Linked DNA regions of Homo sapiens: all the other regions are linked to region 3. A link is a contact called in ENCODE Hi-C or POLR2A ChIA-PET data. All regions are on one chromosome and are shown on one strand. The core of a region is the stretch at or near the end of the contact, and the rest is flanking DNA. Distances in the headings are between cores, read along the strand shown.

Evidence for each region. A loop is a pair of places that touch in the nucleus more often than their neighbours do. ChIA-PET counts read pairs that join two places held with the same protein, here RNA polymerase II (POLR2A). Pooled maps may share reads with other maps.
Region 1: a loop to region 3 is called in a pooled map, with 2.5 times the contacts of the local background. The contact joins the promoter of SMIM24 here to the promoter of ZNF57 in region 3. A Hi-C loop is called at or near these places in 1 of 50 pooled maps. POLR2A ChIA-PET finds 5 or more read pairs at or near these places in 3 of 52 experiments (HEK293, HepG2 and activated CD8-positive, alpha-beta memory T cell).
Region 2: a loop to region 3 is called in a pooled map, with 3 times the contacts of the local background. The contact joins the enhancer-like site here to the promoter of ZNF57 in region 3. A Hi-C loop is called at or near these places in 7 of 50 pooled maps. POLR2A ChIA-PET finds 5 or more read pairs at or near these places in 2 of 52 experiments (CD8-positive, alpha-beta memory T cell and activated T-cell).

The regions. Positions count from the first base shown.
Region 1 is chr19:3,479,268-3,483,717 of GRCh38, forward strand. SMIM24 (small integral membrane protein 24) reads right to left here and starts at 1,258. Exons shown (of 4, transcript NM_001136503.2): 1 at 1,130-1,258. The coding sequence starts at 1,196. SMIM44 (small integral membrane protein 44) reads right to left here and starts at 4,174. Exons shown (of 2, transcript NM_001395954.1): 1 at 3,935-4,174; 2 at 2,843-3,784. The coding sequence starts at 4,136. The coding sequence ends at 3,537. LOC105372246 (a long non-coding RNA gene) reads left to right here and starts at 3,711. Exons shown (of 5, transcript XR_936264.2): 1 at 3,711-4,019. RefSeq lists an enhancer at 3,952-4,450.
Region 2 is chr19:3,426,440-3,430,550 of GRCh38, forward strand. The region is part of intron 3 of NFIC (nuclear factor I C); the gene reads left to right. Among named protein-coding and RNA genes, the nearest start is that of SMIM24, 52 kb to the right of the region's middle. Within about 2 kb of position 2,177, at least 31 of the 41 ENCODE cell types and tissues checked have a DNase peak (open chromatin) inside an H3K27ac peak, as active enhancers do.
Region 3 is chr19:2,897,808-2,902,262 of GRCh38, forward strand. ZNF57 (zinc finger protein 57) reads left to right here and starts at 3,121. Exons shown (of 4, transcript NM_173480.3): 1 at 3,121-3,241. The coding sequence starts at 3,239. RefSeq lists a silencer at 2,509-2,558 and enhancers at 2,738-3,309, 3,169-3,318.

The DNA of each region.
Region 1 (4,450 bases), core at 8-2,507, 580 kb after region 3:
ATAAAGGCGGACCTCAGAAGGGCGGGGCTTATGACAAAGGAGTGGCTCAGGGGTGGGGTTTATAAAGGAGAACAAGCTCAGGGGAGGGGCTTATGAAGGAGGAGGTGGCTCAGATGGGGAGGGCTTATAAAGAAGAGTCTGGGGGGTTGGGGCTTACAACAGAGGAGCTGTTGGGGGGAGCTTATAAAAGGAGGCAGAGGCTTAGAGGGAGGGGCTTATAAAGGAGGAGCTCAGAGGGGAGGTGCTTATAAGGGGAGAGGGTCTCAGAGTGGGAGGGGCTTATAAAGGCGGCAGAGGCTCAGGAGGAGGGGCTTATAAAGAAGGAGGAGCTCAGAGGGGAGGGGCTTACAACAGACGAGGGGCTCAGGGAGGGGTCTATAAAGGATGAGTGAGAAGGAGGGGCTTACAGAGGAGGAAGAGGCTCAGATGGGGAGGGGCTTGTGAACTAGGGGGCTCAGAGTGGGAGGGGCTTGTAGAGGAGGCAGAGGCTCAGGGGGAGGGGCTTATAAAGAAGGAGGAGCTCAGAGGGGAGGGGCTTACAGAGGAGGAGGGACTCGGGGAGGGGTTTATAAAGGAGGGAGAGTGAGAAGGAGGTGCTTACAAAGGAGGAAGGGGCTCGGATGGGGAGAGGCTTGTGAACTAGGGGGCTCAGAGGGAGAGGGGCTTATAGAGGAGGCAGAGGCTCAGGGGGAGGGGCTTATAAAGAAGGAGGAGCCCAGAGGGGAGGGGCTTACAGAGGAGGAGGGGCTCGGGGAGGGGTTTATAAAGGAGGAGGAGTGAGAAGGAGCGGTTCACAAAAGAGGCGGGGACTCAGATGGGGAGGGGCTTGTAAAGGAGGCCCGAGCTCAGAGTGGGGCCGAGCTCAAGGCGGGGGGTTCAGCCAGGTGTGCTCAGAAGGGCTGGAGAGGGGAAAGGCTCGGGTGGGCGGTGGGGGGTCCCTTACAGAGGAGGGCAGAGCCCAGCGAGAGGGAGGCCGGGCGGTACTGCGGGGGTTGAGAAGGGCCTCCAAGCCACTCTTCCTTTTCTTCCTGCCCCCTCTCCTTTTTCTCGCCATGGAAAATTGGGAGATGGTGATCACCTGACCAACTCCCCTATCCCGCGACGCCCCCTCCCGCCCCCCTGCACCTACCCTGCTGGGCCTCCACCGGGGAGAGGAGCAGAAACTCCAGCACCAGAAGGGCCCCCAGGGTCTCCATGACGGTCGAGTGAGCCAGCAGCCAGCCAGCGGCGGTCCCGGGTCGGCGTCCACAGGTTTGGTGTGGGCGAGGCCCTGCCTCCCCGTGATAAGGCACAGGCGGTCCCCGGGCGGGGGATGCCTGAGACCTGGGAGCGGGGCCCGCCCCTGGCACCACCTGATTGGGCATCCTGCCCCTCCCCTGCCAGCTCCTGCCCCATCGCTCTCCCTCCGGGAGGCCAGACTCTGGACCTGTGTAACAATTAACTGAGGGAGTCCCTCCTCCCTGCACCCTGCCCTGGGGACCATCAGCCTCAGGGCCACCCCTTTGTGATCCCTGCTGCAGGGGCTGAGCTGAGATGGCTGCGACCTCCCGTCCCGGCCCAGGCCCCGTGCCACTCTGGACACAGGGGGAACTCACAAATACAACTGGAATATCTTAAGAAGGGTGCGCCCACCCAGTGCCTCACACCTGTAATCCCACTACATTGAGAGGCCAACGCGGGCAGATCCTTGAGCCTAACCTGGGCAACTTAGTCAAGCCCTACCTCTACAAAAATAGAAAAATTAGCCAGGCGCGGCGGGCACCTGCAGGCCCAGCTACTAGGGTGTGCTGAAGTGGGAGGATCACTTGAGCCCAGGAGTTTGAGGCTGCAGCCAGTTATGGCCGCACCACCGCACTCCAGCCTGGGTGACAGAGGAAGACCCTGTCTCAAAGGAAATAAAAAAAATTAGAAATACAAAGAGTTACCAAGGCTGGGTACAGTGTCTCACGCCTGTAATCCCAGCACTCTGGGAGGCTAAGGCGGGAGAATCGCTTGAGGCCAGGAGTTCCAGACCAACCTCCTCCCGTCTCTAAAATAAAAAATGTAAAACTTAGCTGAGCATGGTGGCCTGCACCTGTAGTCTCAGCTACTCAAAGAGACTGAGGTGAGAGGATCGCTTGAGCCCAGGAGTTCGAGGCTGCAGCGAGCTACGACTGCACCACTGCATGCACCACCGCACTCCAGCCTGGGCAACAGAACAAGACCTTGTCTCTCAAAGCAAATTTGAGAGTCACCTTTTGTGCTCTCAGAGTACACATGAGGCTCCGTGCTCGGCAATTTCACAGATCGCATTTCCTTTTCTTAACACCCCGTGAAATGGTGCCGGTCTCATTGTGCCCAGGAAAGTCAAGGTCACGCAGCAGGTCTGACCTGGGATTTGAAGCCGGGTCTGCCTCGCCCCCAGCTTATCCTGCCTCGCCCAGGCTCTTGGCCCCTGAGGACCCACAAGCAGCCATGGGAGCACACAGGGACAGGGAAGGTGTGCAGAGGCCACATGCCCGTGGTCCACCTGCAAACCGGGACGCTCTCACGTGGGGATGCCCGGGAGCGTTGATGACTCAGGCTCCAGGCTCTCCTGTCCTCAACCTTGGTCCCTCGGCTGATTAGATAGTGGGCCCTGCCCGGGCGAAGGGGGACCCCGCCCCAGCTGACACGGGAGCAGCCATGGCCCAGACGAGTGGTAGGAAGGCCCGGCGTCATCGCACAGGTGTTTATGGAGCGCCTGCTGAGTCGCTGTCACTTCCTCTCTTCCGGAGGTCTGCGGATGACCGCTGAGCAGACCGGCCACTCAGCAGGATGGGGCTCACACATCCCAGCCCCAGGATGGCCACAGGTCTGCTTGAACCAGCCAGGCAGGCATCTATTAAACTCTGACTGTGTATCCCGTCTTGTGCAGGGCTTGGAAGAGAAGGAGGCCTTGGTGCTGTCTGGGAGCTCTCGATCTGATTAGGAAGTCAGGACCACCCCCCAGAGACAAGCAAACCCAGCAGCCGAGGCGGGGGCTGGAGAAGATTTGGAGGTAGGGGAGCCCAGCAGAGGGGGTGGGGGCAGGACCCGCCTTGGAGATCCTGCCCTCCAAAGTCAGTCAGTTGTCTGGGCTTTTTCTGAGAAAAGCACTCTGTGCTCTGAGACCTTGGCGAAGCCACTTCATCACTGCGTGCCTCGGTTTCCCCATCTGTTAAGTGGGGGCGATCAGTCCTACCTCGGAGGATTAAATGAGATACTGCATAGAAAAAGCCTGCTCTGCACAGCAGCAGGTACACGCTAAGCACTCGGTAAGGTTGGCCGATAATATTACAACGTTTTAAATCGCCCTAGTGTTTCTAATTCACAGTTTGCTGACGGCTTGGCTGAGGCTGAGCCGGGCAGGCTCTGCGTATGTGAAAGTCGCCAGCGTCCAACCCCCGGAACCTGCCGGCTGGGAAGGAGAAAGCCGTCCGCTGCGACCGGGCAGCTCAGGGTTTGCAGAAAGGGCTCCGGCGCGCGTAAGTTCTGTCTACACGACCGCCAAAGCGTCCGGAACCCGGATTCAGGATTCAAGTTGCCATCAGCTTCCAGAAGGAGCTTCGGGATGGGGGGTCCTTGAAGGCAATGGAGGGGCGGCGGGGCTCCGGGGGAGGCGGGGGTTCAGAGGGGGCTCCCTCCCCACCCCCGCCGGCGTCCTCCTCGCCCTGCCAGGCCAGGGCCAGCTGCAGGTCCAGCCCCTCCAAGTCCTCGCCGGTCAGGCTGGGGCGCAGCTCCCGGGGTGCGGCCTCCTGGTCTGGCTTCGGGCCAAACGCCCAGTCTGCGGCAAGGGAGCTGGTGAGGCAACTCCCCGGCCCCGGCCACCCTCCTCTGTCCCCTCCTCAGCTAGGAGAAGCACTAGGATCCCCTGACCACCCACCCAGGGTGACCCAGCATCGGCCCCAGCTGGGTTTCGGTGGGGGCAGCTCACCGGCCAGGTCGTGGGCGAGGTCTTTGATGAGGTGCCCGACGATGGCGTAGGCGACGGCCACCACCACCAGCGCGGCCAGCAGCAGGTACAGCACGTACCTGGGCAGGCGGATGCTGTCCAGGGGCGGCGGCCGGTACTCCTCGTACAGCGGCGGGGACGGGCTCCAGCCCTCGGCCTCCCCCTCGGCCGCCAGCCCCGGCATGGTGTCCGCCCGGCACAGGGGAGGCCCGGAGGTGACCCACACAGCGGAAGTATTAAGGGGCTTTGAGCTAAGAGGATTGGGCGGCTGCCCCACGGCCACCATCTGCCTGGGTTAATCACATTGTAAATCACTTCCGCCCACCCGCAACCTACCTGCTCAGCTCCAGCCACGACTCTGCCCAGCCGTCCCCACCTCGGGGCCTCCGCACCTGCGCTTCCTTCTCCCAGGAACGCCCTGCCCAGATTTCCTCATGGCCGGCTCACTCTCTTCATTCATTCATCTTTTTAATTCTTATTATTTTATTTTATTTATTT
Region 2 (4,111 bases), core at 927-3,426, 530 kb after region 3:
GGGAAAATTAACCTCACTTAGACCAGAGCAGTCACTTCCATCCTAGCCCCCAGCTCCTGCCCTTGGCCCCCACCATTTGTCCTTCTCACTATGGCCAGAGGACACCTGTGAGCCCCCAAGTCAGGGCCCGTCCCTCCTCTGCGCACAGCCATCCACGGCTCCCACCTCTCTTGGGGTAAAAGCCCAGGTCCTCCCTGTGGCCCACAAGGCCCTGCACAACCTGTCCCATCCCTGCCCTGTCCTCCCCTCCTCCCTCTCTCCCCGTCGTCCACTCCCAGCCACACAGACCTCCTCGCCGTTCCTCCAGTGCACCAGACCCAGTCCTGCCTCAGGGCCGCTGCACATTCTGTTACCTCTGTCTAAACAGCCAACTAACTGCTCGCTTGTTCTCTCCAGATCTCCCCTGGTCTCAGCTCAAATGCCCCCTTCTCAGAGAGGTCTACCCTAAACCCCTTCAGCATAAGCAGCCTCTGGCTACCCTCAATCTTTTTTTTTTTTTTTTTTTGAGACAGAGTCAGGCTCTGTCGCCCAGGCTAGAGTGCAATGGCGCAATCTCGGCTCACTGCCATCCCCGCCTCCTAGGTTCACGCCATTCTCCTGCCTCAGCCTCCCGAGTAGCTGGGACTACAGGCGCCCACCACCACACCCGGGTAATTTTTTGTACTTTTAGTAGAGATGGGGTTTCACCGTGGTAGCCAGGATGGTCTCGATCTCCTGACCCTGTGATGCACCCGCCTCGGCCTCCCAAAGTGCTGGGATTACAGGCATGAGCCACCGCGCCCAGCCTGGCTACCCTCAGTCTCAGCCCTCTGTTTTCTTTCCTTCAGAGGAAGTTAGTGATTGCCTATGGATTTGCTTAGTTGTTTAGTGACTGCACGGGTGTCTGCTCATCTCCCCAGTGGAATGTCACCTCCTCCAGGGCAGAGGCTTTGTCTGTCTACATCTCTGTTGTGCCCTCAGGGCTTAGAATGGGGCCTGATGCAGAGTGGGTGCTCAATAAATACTTGTAGAAAGAAAAGAAGGAGAGAGGGAGGGATGAAGCAGAGAGAAGAAGACAAGAGAGGATATATGGGGAGAGGAAGGAGGAGAGATGAAAAAGAAGGAAGGGGCCAAGTGCGGTGGCTCACGCCTGTAATCCCAGCACTTTGGGAGGCCAAGGCAGGTGGATCACCTGAGGTCAGGAGTTCGAGACCAGCCTGACCAACATGGTGAAACCGTCTCTACTAAAAATACAAAAATTAGTCGGGCATGTTGGCACACACCTATAATCCCAGCTAGTCGGGAGGCTGAGGCAGGAGAATCGCTTGAACCCAGGAGGCAGAGGTTGTGGTGAGCCGAGATTGTGCACCCTGGGCGACACAGCGAGACTCTGTCAAAAAAAAAAAAAAAAAAGAAGAAGAAGAAAGAAGGAAAGAAAGAAAGAAAAGAAAGAGAGAGAGAAAAAGAAGGGCCGGGTGCGGGGGCTTACGCCTGTAATCCCAGCACTTTGGGGGACTGAGGTGGGTGGATCACCTGAGGTCAGGAGTTTGAGACTAGCCTGATCAACATGGAGAAACCCTGTCTCTACTGAATATACAAAAATTAGCCAGGCGTGGAGGCACATGCCTGTAATCCCAGCTACCCGAGAGGCTGAGGCAGGAGAATTGCTTGAACCCGGGAGACAGAGGTTGCAGTGAGCTGAGATCGCGCCATTGCACTCTAGCCTGGGCAACAAGAGTAAAAACTCCGTCTCAAAAAAAAAAAAAAGAAAAGAAAAGAAAAAGAAGGAAGGGGCCAGGGCGCAGTGGCTTACACCTGTAATCCCAGTACTTTGGGAGGCCGAGTCAGGTGGATGACCTGAGGTCAGGAGTTCAAGACCAGCCTGGCCAACATGGCGAAACCCCATCTGTACTAGGAGGACACGGGAGGCTGACGCAGGAGAATTGCTTGAACCCAGGAGGAGGCGGAGGTTGCAGTGAGCCGAGATCACGCCACTGCACTCCAGCCTGGGGGATAGAGTGAGACTGTCTCAAAAAAAAAAAAGGAAAGGAAAAGAAGGAAGGAAGAGAAAGCGAGTGGGTGAGGCGTCCTTCTTGGAAGGACCGGAACAGGCATGCACAGGGAGGCTGGAAGGTTCTCGGAGGTTCACAGGCCTGAGGCCACTCCTCACTGGCCCCCGGTGACTCCTCCGTCTGTGACCCGGGTCCTCCGCGGCCTCCTGTGATCCCCAGACGCCTCTCTCCAAGCCAGATGTTGGAGGGAGGTGGGGGCAGCGGCGCTTGGCCTGGTCCCCTGGGGAGCTTGGGCGTCTGGTAGAGGAAATCACGTCCTCCCAGCTCGCCAGGGAGTCCCCCAGAGATGGAGCTGAGCAGGCGCTGCACAAACAGGAAACCCCGGTCGGGGGAGGCGGAGGGGGCGTGCTGACACCAGCTGGCCAGCTGGGTCAGCAGGAAACGGCTCTGGCCACTTCTCCTGGACACTCGGGGGCCACCGCTCTGTCCTCTTCAGAATGCGTGGCCCTGAACCTCCCAGCGCGGGGCAGGGTTGGTTCATTGCCTTCACTCAGCAAATGACTGTAACAGGGGGCCGGGTGCGGTGGCTCACGCCTGCAATCCCAGCACTTTGGGAGGCTGAAGCGGGAGGATCGCTTGAGCCCAGGAGTTCAAGACCAGCCTGGGTAATATAGCAAGACCCTATCTCTACCCAAAAAAAAAATATACACACACACACACACACACACACACACACACACACACTAGCCCCAGGAGTTCAAGACCAGCCTGGGTAATATAGCAAGACCCTATCTCTACCCCAAAAAAAAAAAAAAAAATATATACACACACACACACACACACACACACACACACACACACACACTAGCCAAACACGGAGGTGCATGCCTGTAATCCCAGCTACTTGGGAGGCTGAGGTGGGAGGATCGCCTGAGCCCAGGAGTTTGAGACCAGCCTGGGTAACATAGCAAGACCCTATCTCTACAAAAAGTAATAATAATAATACAAAAATTAGCCAAGGGTGGTGATGCGTGCCTGTAGTCCCAGCTACTTGGGAGGCTGAGGCAGGAGCATCACTTCAGCCCAGGAGTTCGAGGCTGCAGTGAGCTATGATTGCACCGCTGCACTCGAGCCTGGGCAACAGAGCAAAATTCTGTCTCTAAAAAAGAAAGATTGTAACAGGGGGACTGGCGGGGGTTTGGGTCTGCAGAACTGGACACAGCCCTGAGCTCCCTGCAGTCCGTGCTGCCCCCTGGGGGCCGGGAGAGGAACTGCTCCCACCGCCACCCAAAAGCCAAGAGCCTGTCCCACCTCCAAACCTACCAGGCTCCCTGGCTCTTTCCACTCCAACCCTGCTGGCCTGCAACTTGCCAAGTGCATTTCTACCCGGAGGCCTTTGCACGGGCTGTTCCCAGTGCCGGGAACATCGTGGCCCTCAGGGAGGTGATGAAACATCATCCCCATCGGAGAAGCCAACAGTCACGGGGCGGTTGCCAGGCGCTGTTCTCGGAGCTTTGCAGATTTTAACAAGTTCCTTCCTCTTATCCAGTCTCATCTTGAGGTCTGTAAAATGCCACCATCTCGGTCAGGCTTTCTCTGAGCCCTGGGTGTAAAATAGCCTCCCTCCCCACCCTAGCTAGTTCCCCACCAGCCGCCTGCCTTACCACAGGCTGATGCACCTCGCATTTGACTTAATGAGCTTTTAATTTGTAGTAAAATGTGCATGATGTACAATGCATCATTTTAGCCATTTTTAAGTGTCCAAGTCAAAGTGCACTAAGTACATTCACCTCTATCTAATTCCAGAACCTTTCTTTTTTTTTTTTTTTACCCCCAGGCTGGAGTGCAGTGGCGCAATCTCGGCTCACTGCAACCTCCACCTTCCTGGTTCAAGCAATTCTCATGGCTCAGCCTCCCAAGTAGCTGGGATCATAGGCACATGCCACCACACCCGGCTAATTTTTTGTATTTTCAGTAGAGATGGAGTTTCACCATGTTGGCCAGGCTGGTCTCGAACTCTTGACCTTAAGTGATTCTCTTGCCTCAGCCTTCCAAAGTGCTGGGATTACAGATGTGAGCCGCCGAGCCTGGCCTAATTCCAGAACATTTCATCCCCCCTA
Region 3 (4,455 bases), core at 1,871-4,370:
GGTGCCAGCAGGCTTCCAAGTGAAAGGAACACCCATTTTCACTTCAATTATTTATCCCTGCTTGAATGTAACATCGTCAAAAATCACCATGATAGATAAAAAGAATGTAACGGTAGAAGTAAATCTTGTCATTGGAAGTGATAATATTGCTTTTCTGAGAAACTAAACATAACTGCAAAACTGCCAGAACTTGATAAAATACGTGCAATATACATAATTAAATGTATTGATGGACTAAAATTTCATTTTCTGGAAAAAGTATATAAAATATTGAGGAAGAGGCTAAACACCACCTGCCGGGTCTGTGTGAGGACAATTTCAGGTATCTCATGAGAAGGTGACAGAGAGGTCGCCCATGGGTATATAAACAACTTTGTGAGGGCGAAGACTCCTCAATTCAAATGCATTTGCATTCTGTAAGCATATTGAGTTCAGTGGGCCAGGCACGGTGGTTCATGCCTGTCATCCCAGCATTTTGGGGTCCTGGCGGGAGGCCATGAGTTCAAAATCAACCTGGGCAACATAGGTAGAGCCTGTCTACAAAAAATAAAAAGAGTTAACTGGTCCACGGGTTCTGGTTTACAGTGAGCTGGTTTTTTTGTTTTTTGTTTTTTGGTTTTTTTTTTTGAGATGGAGTCTCACTCTTTCACCAGGGCTGGAGTGCAATGGCACGATCTTAACTCACTGCAACCTCCACCTCCCTAGTTCAAGCCATTCTCCTGCCTCAGCTTCCCGAATAGCTGGGACTACAGGCGCTCGCCACCATGCCCAGCTAATTTTTGTATTTTTAGTAGAGACAGGGTTTCACCATGTTGGCCAGGATGGTCTCGATCTCTTGACCTCGTGATCCACCCGCCTCGGCCTCCCAAAGTGCTGGGATTACAGGCGTGAGCCACTGCACCCGGCCGAGCTATGATCTTGTCACTGCATTCTACCCTGGACAACAGAGCAAGACGTTGTCTCAAAAAAAAAAAAACACAAAAAAAACAAGAGAGAGAGATTGAGAGACAGTTAACTGGTTTATCCCAAATTTATTTATTTAATTTTATTTTTAAATTAAATTTAATTTTTTTTTTCAGACAGTATCTCATTCTTTTGCCCAGGCTGGAGTGCAGTGGCAGGATCTCAGCTCACTGCAACCTCCGCCTCCCAGGTTCAAGCGATTCTCCTGCCTCAGCCTCCTGAGTAGCTGGGATTACAGGCACGCGCCACCAGGCCCAGCTAATTTTTGTATTTTAGTAGAGACAGGGTTTCGCCATGTTGGCCAGGCTGGTCTTGAACTCCTGACCTCAGGTGATCCACCCACCTCAGCTTCCCAAAGTGCTGGGATTATAGGTGTGAGCCACCACGCCTGGCCTGGATTTTGTTTTTTTTTTTTTTTTTTGAGACGGAGTCTCCGTCTGTTGCCCAGGCTGGAGTGCAGTGGCGCCATCTCGGCTCACTGCAAGCTCCGTCTCCCGGGTTCAGCCATTCCCCTGCCTCAGCCTCCCGAGTAGCTGGGACTACAGGTGCCCGCCACCACGCCTGGCTAATTTTTTTGTATTTTTAGTAGAGATGGTTTCACCGTGTTAGCCAGGATGGTCTCGATCTCCTGACCTCGTGATCCACCCGCCTCGGCCTCCCAAAGTGCTGAGATTACAGGCTTGGGCCACCATGCCCGGCCCCGGATTTCTTGATCTAAAGAATGTCCGCCGGGCGCGGTAGCTCACGCCTCTAATTCCAGCACTTTGGGAGGCCGAGGCAGGCGGATCACGAGGTCAGGAGTTCAAGACCAGCTTGGCCAACATAGTGAAACCCCCGTCTCTACTAAAAATACAAAAATTAGCCGGACGTGGTGGCAGGCGCCTGTAATCTCAGCTACTCGGGAGGCTGAGGCAGGAGAATCGCTTTAACCCTGAAGGCGGAGGTTGCAGTGAGCCGAGATCACGCCACTGCACTCCAGCCGGGGCGACAGTGTGAGACTCCGTCTCAAAATAAAAAAATAAATAAAACAAAAAACAATGTCCAACAAAAAAACAAATCCAGCGAGGCCAGACAGGATAGGGGCTCCCTGGGGTCCGCCCATTTTCGGGATCAGGTGACTCGAGGTTTGGTCCTTATTTTAGTGCAGGCTCAGATGTCGGGGGCGAGCCAAAGTGCAGGGGCCTGTGGGAAGGACAGGAGGCTGGGAAACGTTTGGGTAAAAAAATCAGGACACTGGCCGTGCGCGGTGGCTCACGCCTGTAATCCCAGCACTTTGGGAGGCCGAGGCGGGCCGATCACGAGGTCAGGAGATCGAGACCATCCTGGCTAACACGGTGAAACCTCGTCTCTACTAAAAATACAAAAAAATTAGCCGGCGTGGTGGCGGGTGCCTGTGTCCCAGCTACTCGGGAGGCTGAGGTAGGAGAATGGCCTGAACCCGGGAGGCGGAGCTTGCAGTGAGCCGAGATGGCGCCACTGCACTCCAGCCTGGGCGACAGAGCGAGACTCCACCTCAAAAAAAAAAAAAAAAAAAAAAAAAAAAATCAGGACACTGACAGCACGTGCTCCAGCACGGGGCAGGGCCTCCATGGGGTCCGCGCCCACGCGGGGCAGCGCGGTGACGTCACGGCTGAGGACCCCGCCCCACGAAGGGCTCACCCCACGCGACCCACGCCGCTCGCTCGCCCCTCCCCTCCACGCAGCACTCCGGCTGCTCCGTGGGGAAACTGAGTCTGGACTTCTCGTGCCCGTTCGGGAGAAGGACGCGGGAGGCGCGGCCGAGCTGCGGGGAGAGGTTGGGCTCACCCCGGGCCAGAGCGAGTTCGCGCAAACGGGAGTGTCCACCGCTGGCGGGTCAGCCACTAGCGTTGGCTACGCGCCGGTCACTCGGGCGACAGGAGGCGGGGCGGCGCGGAAGTTATCTTCCAATCAGGTGCTCCGGGGGCGGGTCCGGAAAACTGTCCAATCAAGGCACGGGGCGGACACCGGGAAGCGGATTGCAGGTTTGCAGTAGTGTCCAATCGAAGGCCCCAGGGGTGAAGGGGGCGTGTCCAAAACGCTGTCCGCTCAGAGCGTTGAAAGGGCGGGGGCTTAGAGATTGTCCAATCAGGGCGCCGCTTCCTGAGCTCCGAGGCCCCGAGGGCGGGACGTTTCGTCCTCCCTGCCGCGCGTGCCCTGCCTACCACGAGCGGCCCGGGAGTACCTGTACCTTTCAGCTGCGCCGGCCGCGAGGCCACGGAGAGCTCGCCTTGGAGAGCCCAGGAGCAGGGGAGACATGGTGAGTGCGAGGCAGGAGCAGAGCCAGGGGACGGTCGGAGCGACGGGAACCGGCTGGAACCAGAGTCCGCCGAAGTCTGCGGCCGGGATTGGCTGAGGGACGCGCGGGGCGGCGCAGGACTAGCACCTGGGACCCGGGGACGCCATCACAGCGGCCGGGCTGGAGGACTGGGGGCAGTTTGGGGGGACGGAAGGGGCGGCAAGGAGCTTGGGGGTAACTTAGGGGGAGGCCTGGGCAGGAGGGGGGCTGGAGGTAGTTTGGGGGGACGGTAGGGGCGGTCAGGGGTCAGGGACCAGTTTGGGGGGACGGCAAGGGACGGTCAGCAGGTTGGGGATGTTACGCGTGTCCGTATAAGAGGTCACCTGAGCAGGCTTAGTGTGAGCCACAAGGCTGTTTACTCACTTGGGTGCAAGTGGGCTGAGTCTGAGAAAGGACTCAGCAAAGGGTGATGGGATTATTATTGGTTTTATTTTTTTATTTTTTTTATTTTTGGGACGGAGTCCCGCTCTGTCGCCAGGCTGGAGTGCAGTGGCGTGATCTCGGCTCACTGCAACTTCCGCCTCCCGGGTTCAAGCGATTCTCCTGCCTCAGCCTCCGGAGTAGCTGAGATTACAGGCGCCCGCCCTCACGCCCGGCTAATTTTTGTTTTTAGTAGAGACAGGGTTTCACCATGTTGGCCAGAATGGTCTCGATCTCTTGACCTTGTGATCCGCCCGCCTCGGCCTCCCAAAGTGCTGGGATTACAGGCGTGAGCCACCGCGCCCGGCAATCATTAGTCCTTATAGGTTTGGGACAGGCATCGGAGTTAGGAGCAGTTTTTTTGAGGACAGTTGGTGGGTGTTACAAAGTACATTCTCAAGGGCGGCGACGATGTTTCAAAGTACATTCACAAGGGCTTGGGGGATGTATTGTCACAAGGGCTGGGAGGAATATTACAAAGTACCTTCACAAGGGCGCGAGCGTGTATTGTCACAAGGGCGGGGTACATTCACAAGGGCGAGGAGGACGTATCGTACAAAGTACATTCACAAGGGCGGGGGAATATCACAAAGTACATTATCACAAGGGCGGGGGGCTTGACCATGGTGCGGCCAGCTCAGAGAACCTTACAGGGGACAGCTTGGGGGGATGGCAAGGGACGGCCTGGGGGTCAGAGGCAGTTTGGGGGACGACCTCAGCGGTGGGAGTTAGCTGCCCTGGGGGTTTTGTTGCAG